2 separate regions of the Mus musculus genome follow, and region 2 is linked to region 1. A link is a loop called in an ENCODE intact Hi-C map of the cell type or tissue named here. Cell type or tissue: left cerebral cortex. All regions are shown on one strand. Links, peaks and the distances in the headings refer to the core of each region. The heading gives the core; the rest is flanking DNA.

Region 1 (5,172 bases), core at 378-4,377:
TCCTAGCAAATGACCTAGGCAAAAGATAGGAGTGAACATCAGGGCCACATGAATCTGGAACAACCACCTCCAGGAGATGCCACAGTTGGAGATGCCAAGGCCTGTAACTCCATCCTCTTCCTGCATGCGTGGTGAGTTTGTGTTACTCATGACCCTCTGGGGATCCCATCTCTGTCCTTTCTAGCTATCTTCCCCAGCTAATGCTTCCTGAGAACTTCTCTGTAACTAGCTTCCTCATAACCTGATATCCTTCGGTCAGCCTCTTCCCAAGGTTTTGTTCAATTTAGGGTAAGAAGAAAACTCAAGTGTGAGTCTCTGGCTTTTGTATACCACTGCTTATGTTCTAAGCGGCTGCAGCAAGATGGAGTGTGATGTCGGCGGTTGGTCTTTTTCTCTGTATTCAGATGCTGATTTCTGTGCCCGAGATCTAGTTACGGTCTGGACACGCGCACTGTAACGAACATTGAAGAATCTGCTGTATCAGTGTGGTGTGAAGGATGCTCCCCAGTTATCTCTGATTCGTTAGTAAAAGGCTGAACAGCCAATGACTGGGCAGAGGAGATAGAAGAGCTGGACTTCCAATCCCAGCCAGATGCCTGAGAGAGAAGCGTCAGGGAGAAAGAGTCAGCCACAGGGCAAGTGAAGGTCCAGGAAAGAAGTGCCATGAGGTGGAGCAAGAGGAAAAAGGTTAACATGAGGTTGGGCGTGCGGAGGAACCACCAGGGGAGTTTGTCCCACTCACGGGGACACACATGGAACAGAACAAGCCAGGGCAATTCAAACTGCAAAAAGCTTGGGGCATATGGATGGGAAAGTAGCTAGATAGTATAGAGTATTAGGATAGCTGTTCAGTTAGTGTGCTTAAAGCTTATTGAAGAAGTCAAAAGGTCTTGTCTCAATCATTTGGGAGCTAGCCGAGTTAGAAAAAAAACTGTCACTTTAAAATTTCATCCTAGAGTCTGGGAGCTGCGCATGGTGGTGAACATCTGCTATGCCCCGCTTGGCAAGCGGAGAAAGGAGCACCAGGAAGTTCAAGGTTCATCTAGGCCACATAATGGCTGAGTCCAGACTGGGCTACATCTCAAAACAATCGGTCAAGGCTAGGATTCAAACACCCAAATGCTCGGTTTATTTAACCAGACACACAAAACCAATCTCTGAGTCCCAGTCCTACCTCTTTGACCACCGGTAGCAGGCTCGTCCATGGCCACAGCAATTCACACCTGGTATCCTGTGTCCCCCAGACCTTTTCATGATCATTCCTTCCCTGAAGGAGACATCACAGTGGGCCGTCATGCTCACACTTACAGTTCACACTTGGCTCAATCATCCTCAGAGCCAGTGACCATATACACCATCCATGGACTCTCACATAACTTCCTCTCTCCCCTCCCGATCGGCACCTTCCACTTGCTTACTGCTCTTTGTCAGCCTGGGCACATCAGCAGAGGCTCTTACAGGCCCTCTGTCAAATGTAGCCCTTTCTGCATTTGTGGACCAGGGATTTTGCCAATACAGTAGGAGCTTTGCACCCTGGCTCCTGACCTTAATGCTAAGTCCTGCCTGCAGCCCCTGTGACTGCAGCAGAGAAGTGGAGTAGGCCCCACCCCCACCCTGAGTCCAGCACATTTTCACATGACTTCATGCACATCTCTATCAACCAAACCATATGAAGAAAGCAGACCAGAGCTAAGGGCTATGGAAATGGTGACAATTTTAGCTTGGCATGGTAGCATATGCCTAGCATCCCAGAATTTGGGTGGTAGAGATAGGAAAATCAATTTTTTAAGGTTGCTCTCAGCTACATAAACGAATTCCAGGCAAACCTGGGCTACATGAGACCCTAACTCAAAACAACGCCTAATATCTTGATTTCAAAAGATGTACAATAATAATAATTTAAGAAAAGAAAAACAATTTTAAAACAACTACTAGCATTGCTCTTAGCTAAAATTAAAAGAGTGAGTAAGCTCTGGGGCTGGAGCAACAGTTCAGAGGGTAAGAAAACTTTTGCACTGGGAGAAAAGCCACATTGGTCAGCTCACAGCATCTATGAGTCCAACTCCAGGGATCAGACAGATACCCTCTTATGACCTCTGCAGAGGCATACGGTATGCATGCACAAACATGCATATATACATAGTTAATATTAATTTTTAAAATCATTAAAAAGGCAAGCTCCTTATATGAGCAAGCCCTATTATTGTGAAGGAAAAATAGCCACTGAGTACACTTCCTGTGTATTTATTTATACATTTCACAAGGTATTATTCTTAAGTAACTATCAAGAGGAATTGCAAACAGATTGAAGAAGTGATTGGGAGAAGGCATCTTGTGTATTTGACCCCTCACTTCTGTGAGGATACTGACTATGTATATTGAACATTACCCCTGGTTGGTTACAATGGGTCAGCACACCAGAAAAATGGGCTAGCTGCAGCCACTGTTTCCTGCAGGGGGCACTCTGTTTCACAAGAGCACCTCACTGTAGTTGTGTGAAGTCTGGTGGGAGAACCCCAGGAAGGCCTGGCTCCCACTCGAGTCACCAGCTGCTGCATCAGGCATTCAAACCCACCAGCTCCTTTACACTTGCTTGTAACCCAGCCCTGGAACTTACAGGCCCTTTGGTCCCAGATCATGGATGAAGGACAGCTGGCTTACATCAAGGAACTCTGTCTAAACAAAACAAAAGAACAAAAACACTTTAGAAAACAAAATAGACCACAGAGGGAAGAAAAAGAAGACATTCATGGGTTACAAAAGCCATGTATTAAATGCCACCAGGCATAAATGTGTTTGTTCACTCCACCGACTAGGTGGGTCTGTAGCAGTAGCATTGCACAGAGAAAGTGCTAAGTACAAGCATAGCGTCCAGCCTGGTACTGTGTACCTGACATACAGCACCTAGGAGATGGACAGAGGATGATCAGGTTGAACTTACTACATAGTGACCTGAGTTCAAGGTCAGCCTGGGCTACATGAGATTTTGTTTCTGATTAAAAAAAAAAAATAAGAGGAGGAGGAGGAAGAAGAGGAGGATGCATACAATTAAAACACAATCAAGAAAGTGTTGTGTATCCTGGGATGGAGAGAACACCCTGGAGGCTGTGGAGGGGGACTTTATTCACAACCCTTTTCATTTGTTATTAGAGGAAAGGGTTTCACGGCACAATGTATACAAAACAAAGCCTGCATGGAAGATGACAGGGGCGGCTAGAAGATGAGCTATGCAAAAGTGAAGGGGGTGGAAAAGATAGCTTCAGAGAGAAGGAGCAAGGGGTGTTGCTTTTCAACAAAATCTCAACCATTTTTTCCCAAGACGAGTTGGGACCCAGATGCTGGGGTGAAAGCCTGCTAGCTCAGAGAGGCAGAGGAAGCACCCAGCTGCCCTTCCTCCTCATCTGATGTCTCAGAAGCAATCCCTTCTCTCATGCCTTCTCCAAACCCTCCTTCAAACTGACTGTCCCTCCCTTCTACTTCCTGTGCGTCTCTATCTGTCCTCCAGACTCTCTCTCACTCTCTAAGGTTTTTCCTTAATAATCCTATGTTCACTTCCTGTCAACTGGTTGCTTGTTCTGCCTCTTGACCTATGGTTGACTTTTTCTAATCCTGAAATAATCAAGAAAGTTCTTGAATTAAAGGGCTGAGCCACATCACAACTAAAAGGTTACTCCAGTAAACAACACAATCTTGGGGTTCACAGTGTGACCAACTATTCCACAACAAAGGGAGGATGAAAATCACATGGCCTAGAAGACTGCAGAGACTCAGGAGGATCAGGTGCAGCAGAATTTTCCCCAGCACCAGGGCTTGAATCTATATCTTCACACACACACCAGGCAGGGTCTCTGCCGCTGTGTCCTCCAGTCTCTTCCCTTTGAGACAGGGTTTCACTTGGTTGTCTATGGGGCATGTATAACTATCAGAGGAACTGACTTGGAACTGGCAAGGTGCAGCATGTTCAAACCTTGGAAATCTCAAAACTTGAGATTTAAATCTCATCCCGGGACCTGCAGGAGTGGAACTAACTCCTTCCCCATTTCCGTGCTTGCCTCACAGCACAAAACCTGGTGACCACCAACAGAGCCTAGCACCTGGAATTCTTCCCCATGCAAATTAGAGCATTGTGCCCTTCCCCCAGACTGGAGTGGGCTAAATAGACCTAAGTGCCTGCCACAGTTGGAACTTAATGACTCATGTGGAGTCTTCCCCCTGCTGCACCTGCAATTTCCTACAGGAGAAGACTGCAGGCTGAGCTTGCTTTGCAACATAATCCAGCTGAAACAAAGGATGGGTCTGTGGGCTCTCCCTATGTAACACAGTGCTGATTGTTAAACTTTGAGCCTTGATCACAACCTTTGCCTTGGCTTATCCTTTTCTCACACCCATCCTTTTCCATTTCCAGCTGCCCTTTCAGGTAACCCAGTTCATCCTTTGCCTCTGGGCAGCTACAGAGCATCCCCATCATCTTAGCCACATAGCCAATAAAGGCATTTATCCCCAAAATCCCATCCCACTCCCAAAGGTTCATATAGAACCTGTCCACATGGAGTAAAGAACACAAGCTATTTATGAAGGGCTGTTTTCACTGAGTTGTTACACTTAGGGGGAGGCTCTCCACACCAAAGCATCCATCATTAGATCTTTGGACCCACCTGCCTGGCAAGGCTCCCATGACTTACAACAGAGGCTCACATGAGAGCTCAGGGCCTCAACATTGCCACCTCTACTGCAGATGGCTCGAGACCAGGACAGAGAGCCCCTGCCAGCCGCCTAAACCTCTTTACTCCTCTTCCAAGAGCTGTAACACTATTCCATCATTCATGGACAGACGGTTCTGCCCACTCGATTCCATCTGGACTCCAGGCCTGGAGGGAGAAGCAGATCAAAGACCCCACCCATTCCTCTGGACTTTGTCCAGTCCTCTCCAGACACCCCAAGAGGAGAGGTGGAACTCTGAACCGTACTTGTCCAGGCTGGACTTGGATTTACTCTATAGCCCAGGCCTCCACCTTCCCTTCCTCAGCTTCTGGAGTATCTGAGATCACAGGTCTGAGCGCCCAGCCTCACTGGGAGAATCACTTTCAATGAGTTGGGAAGGAGGAGGACGACTCTCACGGAAACCATTTACTAAGGCTTTTTTTTTTTTTTTTTACATGCTCACACATCATT
Region 2 (5,172 bases), core at 437-4,436, 56 kb after region 1:
GTACTACCGGAGGATCCAGCAATACCTCTCCTGGGCATAGACCCAGAAAATGTTCCAACTTGTAATAAGGACACATGCTCCACTATGTTCATAGCAGCTTTATTTATAATAGCCAGAAGCTGGAAAGAACCCAGATGTCCCTCAACAGAGGAATGGATACAGAAAATGTGGTACATTTACACAATGGAGTACTACTCAGCTATTAAAAACAACGAATTTATGAAATTCTTCATACAAATGGATATATCTGGAAGATATCATCCTTACTGAGGTAACCCAATCACAAAAGCAGTCACTTGATATGCACCCACTGATAAGTGGATATTAGAAGAAACTTAGAATACCCACGATACAATTTGCAAAACACAAGAAAATCAAGAAGAAGGAAGACCAACGTGTTGATACTTCATTCCTCCTTAGAATAGGGAAATACCTATGGAAGAAATTATAGAGACAAAGTTTGGAGCTAAGACGAAAGGATGGACCATCCAGACACTACTCCACCTGGGGATCCTTCCCATAATCAGCCACCAAACCCAGACACTATTGTACATGCCAGCAAGATTTTGCTGAAAGGACCCTGATATAGCTCTCTCTTGTGAGGCCAGGCCTGTGCCTGGCAAATACAGAAGTGGATGCTCACAGTCATCTATTGGATGGAACACAGGAGCTAGAGAAAGTATCCAAGGAGCTGAAGATGTCTGTAACCCTATAGGTGGAACAACAATACGAACTAACCAGTACCCCCAGAGCTCACATCTCTAGCTGCATATGTAGCTGAAGATGGCCTAGTCGGCCATTATTGGGAAGAAAGGCCTCTTGGTCTTGCAAACTTTATATGCCCCAGTACAGGTGAAGACCAGGGCCAAGAAGTGGGAGTGGGTGGGTAGGGGAGTAGGGCGTGGGGAGGGTATAAGGGACTTTCGGGATAGCATTTGAAATGTAAATGAAGAAAATATCTAATAAAAATTTGAAAAAAAAAAGATTTAAATTAATAGCATTTGGGTGAACATGGTGCCACAGACCTTCACTCCTAGCACTCAGGAGGCAGAGGCAGGAGGACCTGAATTTAAAGTCACCTTGGTCTACATAGTGAATTCCAGGATAGCCAGGACTACACAGAGAGACCCTCTCTTGAGCCTCCCCAAAGCATTTAATAATTAATAATTAGACAACAGCACAGCCGTCTGCAGTGGGAGTGTACACATGGTATACACTTAAAGTACAGTAAAGCTGGATCAATCTTTGTCTCTTTTTGAGAAGGCAAAGCTGCCTGGCAGATTTGAGGTTAAAGGGCATATCTGGGGAGGTGGGGGCAGTAATGTAACTGTACTACCAATCTTAGGGGTGTAAAGTCCATGGTCATAATCTGTAATGGCTTACAGCCTTTACTTTATAGCTTCAGATTCAGCGGAGACAGGAAATAACAAGGTCCTTAAAATTTAGTACCTTAAAGACTATGTGCTTGCACACACGCACACGCGCACACACACACATGCACACAAACACATGAACACACGAATACTTCTGTCTCCATTTTTCCTCCATCTTTAAAAATACTTAAATGAAAAAGATGATAAAACAGACGCTGATGCACTGACTGTCCCATTGGGTCAAAAAGAGAAGAGACTAGCCATTAGTAGACACACAATAGCATATATTAGCATATTTTAAAATATTCGTTTATCCATTTGAACTGATGTACCTTACCTATACAAGGCAAAGAGAAGCCAGTTCCCAAGAAGTACACACTTTGAAACAGTGTCAAACGGAGCCTGTCTTGTAGAGTGGTCTCCTGCCAGATGCCTCCGGGGCAAATGAACTGAGCTCTTTAACTCCGGGAAATTGAGGGAGCTATTCTCTTAATTTTATTGACTTCATTTCTTTATTATTATTATTAACACTACTTTCATGTCTTGCACATCACACTCCAATTTTACGGGCATATGTACTTTAGGGTGACCTCTTATTCTAGGGAGCTACTTGAATAAAAACAGCAACAAGCCCAGGAGGACCCAGGTCCCCTCTGAGCCCACCTGGACACTCCACCCGTATCAGTCATTCTGTAGGTATTTCACAGGACAGTCTATAAAGTAAAAATGACATGACATCTGATCAGCTAGAACTCCGAGGAGCAGGCCCCAGGGAAAACCATATCCAACAAGTGGAGTGTGAGGTGGGGCTTGCTAGAATACAACACGCCTCTTAGCTCAAAAACTAAAATAACATCACCATGCATAAAACCAGAGTTCTGCCTAGCCATACTGGGAGGACACAGAGAAAGTCATTACCAAAAAAAAAAAAAAAAAAAAGGAAGCAAAAAATGCTTACAAACAATTACAACCCTTTAAACCACGACTCCAACACGAATACGCTCTTTCCTCTTGGCTCCATTTAGATTGACAGAAAAAATATCGTAGTCAGAAAAATGTAGCCACCCCCTCCCTCCCCAGCCCCGCAGGATCAACAGAATCAAAAGTATTCTTTTCTAACGCAGCAATAGCACAAGCCTTCTCCTAGCTGACACTCCAACTCCCTGATGGCACAGAAAGAAAATCTGACACAAAACAGAAAGTTCAAAGCGTTACTAACCTGGGGCCCCTGGCAAAAAGCGGTGCTCCATTTTACTCTAAAGAATGAATTCTTCCTATGAAGCTAATGTCCAAAGCAGTTGAAAGTCGAGGGGGGGGGGAGTTGGCTACCCTACAAATCCACATAAACAGGGGAAGCCGTCCTGTTCCCAAGCTCAGCTTTGGCAGGCTCCCTAAAGGCAATTCAAGCCGGTCAAGCCCACAGAGCACTTTAGCCTATAAGCTTCAATAATGAACTTGAAACCACGCCCCATATGCTAAGTAGACACTCTGCCGTGAGAAAAGAAAAGCCACACAGACTAGAGCTAAGGCTTCAGTTTTGCACTGGTTGCCGAAGAAAGCCAGAGCACACACTTAAAACAAAGAGAACTGTCATTCACTTGTGTCCCCTAGACATTGCACTAAAAGGCTGATTCACGTTAAACAAGGGCAGTACAGTCTCCCCTCCGTTGGGGCCATGAAATGACTTTTATAAGTGTTGCCTAAGTTGGGTGCTGATCCTGAAACATACAGCACTGTAACTTCAGACTGTATAATAAGATATACAGCATTATTGTTTCTGAGAGTCAGACTCATACTGTCGCTAGCTTTCCATTTTTTACATAATATAGAACAAGCTGAAAACTTCATTACAAATGCTCAAATATTAATATAGGTCACAAGAAAAATCTGTCAAAGAGCCTCCTAATGTCAGGTCTGATTTGTCTATAAATCTGTAAGTCAGCTTTCTTTATATCAGTTTGTCACTTAAGATATATTTGTAGGATAAAAAGATCCTCCCCACAAGGAGCCAGGATGATGGCTAAGCAAGAAAGGGCGCTTGCTGCCAAGACTGATGGCCTGAGTTCAAGCCCCAGGTCCCACAGGGTGAAGGAGAGAACCGGCTCCCAGGTGCCATCCTCTGGCCTCCACATGAACACATACATTCAGACACATGTGTACTGGCAAACAAACAAACAAACAAACAAACAAACAAACAAAGTTTCTCTGTGTTATCAGCCTTAGCTGTCCTGGAACTCACTCTGTAGACTAGGCTAGCCTTAAATTTACAGAGATCTACCAGCCTCTGTCTCCTGAGTGCTGAGATTAAAGTCATATACCACCATATCTCCTTAAAAAGATATTTTCAAATGCATCATTACTGTTTCTTAATATCATATACCTTGGTTTCAAAATAAACAAACTAAATTCAGTTTTTATTCTACATAAAAGTAATTGATAATTTTTTTCAAGTGACTAAACCCTAAACAGTTCACTCAGCCTTTTAACATAACCTACTCACAATAAATACAATTGTTACCTACTTTTCAACCCCAGGAATAATGTTTCAAAGACTTGCTATTTTTATATAAAGTTCTAATTTACTTAAATCGGATCTACTTTAACATAGTAAGCTAAATTTCCTCTGTAGTGTAACACAGGCTCAAACAAGGCAAGGAAAACCTGATTCATTTGCTGCCGAGCAGAACTTAGATGATAAAGCTAAGTTACTCAACACCTATGACACATAAGGGATTTGTGTTTGTTAGCGCCACAACGTCAGGCAGGCAAACCCAGAGACAGCTCAGATCTAACATCCACCTCTTCATCTCCCTAATCCAGGCCCTAGTCCAACAGTTTCTCCTGGAGATAAAAATCAGGGAAGACAGGAGAATCCCAGCACTGAGAGAAGAAAACCAGGCTGGAGCAAGTAACAGTGGATTTATAAGTGCCAGTACCCCACCTGCTGGCAGAAACAGGAGACGCCTGGAATGTTCTAAGAGACCTCAGGGGAAGGAGAGGGCTTGACAGTGGAAGAACAGGAAGAGCCAGTCCCTTTAACACTGAAGTGCAGTTAGGAATCATTAAAACGTTCTCACCTACAAAAGTAGATTTCTGGGAAATATCGATGCCAGAAAGCAATTAAACCTAAAGTCATCTCTTTCATGTGGCTTGAGTTTGCCAACATAAATCATAAAAAACAGTTCATTCGAATTCCCAAGGAAGTCTCAGATAGACCCCCGACTCAGCTAGGTGAGCTAGTGACATAGCTTCATTCTCTAAAGCTTCTTCTCCCTGGATGTGGGGGCACATCTAATTCCAGAAGCATTCCACGGGGTGAGGCAGGGGACCCTGAGTTTGAGGTCAGTCCTAGTTACACAGTAAAACCCTACAGCAATAAATAAATAAATAAATAAATAAATAAATAAATAAATAAGCTATCTTTAGGATTTATCTTTTCCAACAAAATGTATTTCCCTTTAAGCTTTGGGATATAGCATGCTTGCCTGGTACCTACAAAGCTCTGGGGTTGATCTAAAGGACCAGTGGGTGTGGTAGCTCGTCTGTAATCCCAGTACTTGGAAGGGGCTGGCAGGAGGAGGAGGGACCATAAACTCTAGGCCATTCTCAGCTGTAAAGTATGATGTCAGCCTGGTCTACTTGAGATGTCTTAAAAGCTGAAGCAAATGCAGGCTGCAAAGACAGCCTCGTTAAACACTTGCTGTGTAAGGGCAGAACATGGGTTCAAATCCCAAGATCCCAGAGACAGCTGGGCATAGCAGCTTGTGTGTATAATCTCAGCCCTCGAATAGAGTCGTGG

What was found. Peaks named below come from ENCODE experiments on the same cell type or tissue, not always from the same donor. Only the 100,000 strongest peaks of a DNase experiment are listed, where the experiment ranks them.
Region 2: a loop joins it to region 1, with 6 times the contacts of the local background. A loop is called at or near these places in 9 of 42 quality-filtered maps.

Annotation. Positions count from the first base shown.
Region 1 is chr3:28,037,280-28,042,451 of GRCm38, reverse strand. It overlaps Pld1 (phospholipase D1), which reads right to left. Exons shown (of 27, transcript NM_001164056.1): 8 at 2,618-2,676; 9 at 1,175-1,267. Among named protein-coding and RNA genes, the nearest start is that of Pld1, 100 kb to the right of the region's middle. In left cerebral cortex, for the core only: a CTCF peak has its summit at 2,454 (motif pointing right); a DNase peak (open chromatin) is centred at 2,480.
Region 2 is chr3:27,981,757-27,986,928 of GRCm38, reverse strand. All of the region lies in intron 2 of Pld1 (phospholipase D1), which reads right to left. Among named protein-coding and RNA genes, the nearest start is that of Pld1, 46 kb to the right of the region's middle. In left cerebral cortex, for the core only: a CTCF peak has its summit at 4,324; DNase peaks (open chromatin) are centred at 2,813 and 4,265; H3K4me3 peaks cover 1,543 bases; H3K27ac peaks cover 492 bases.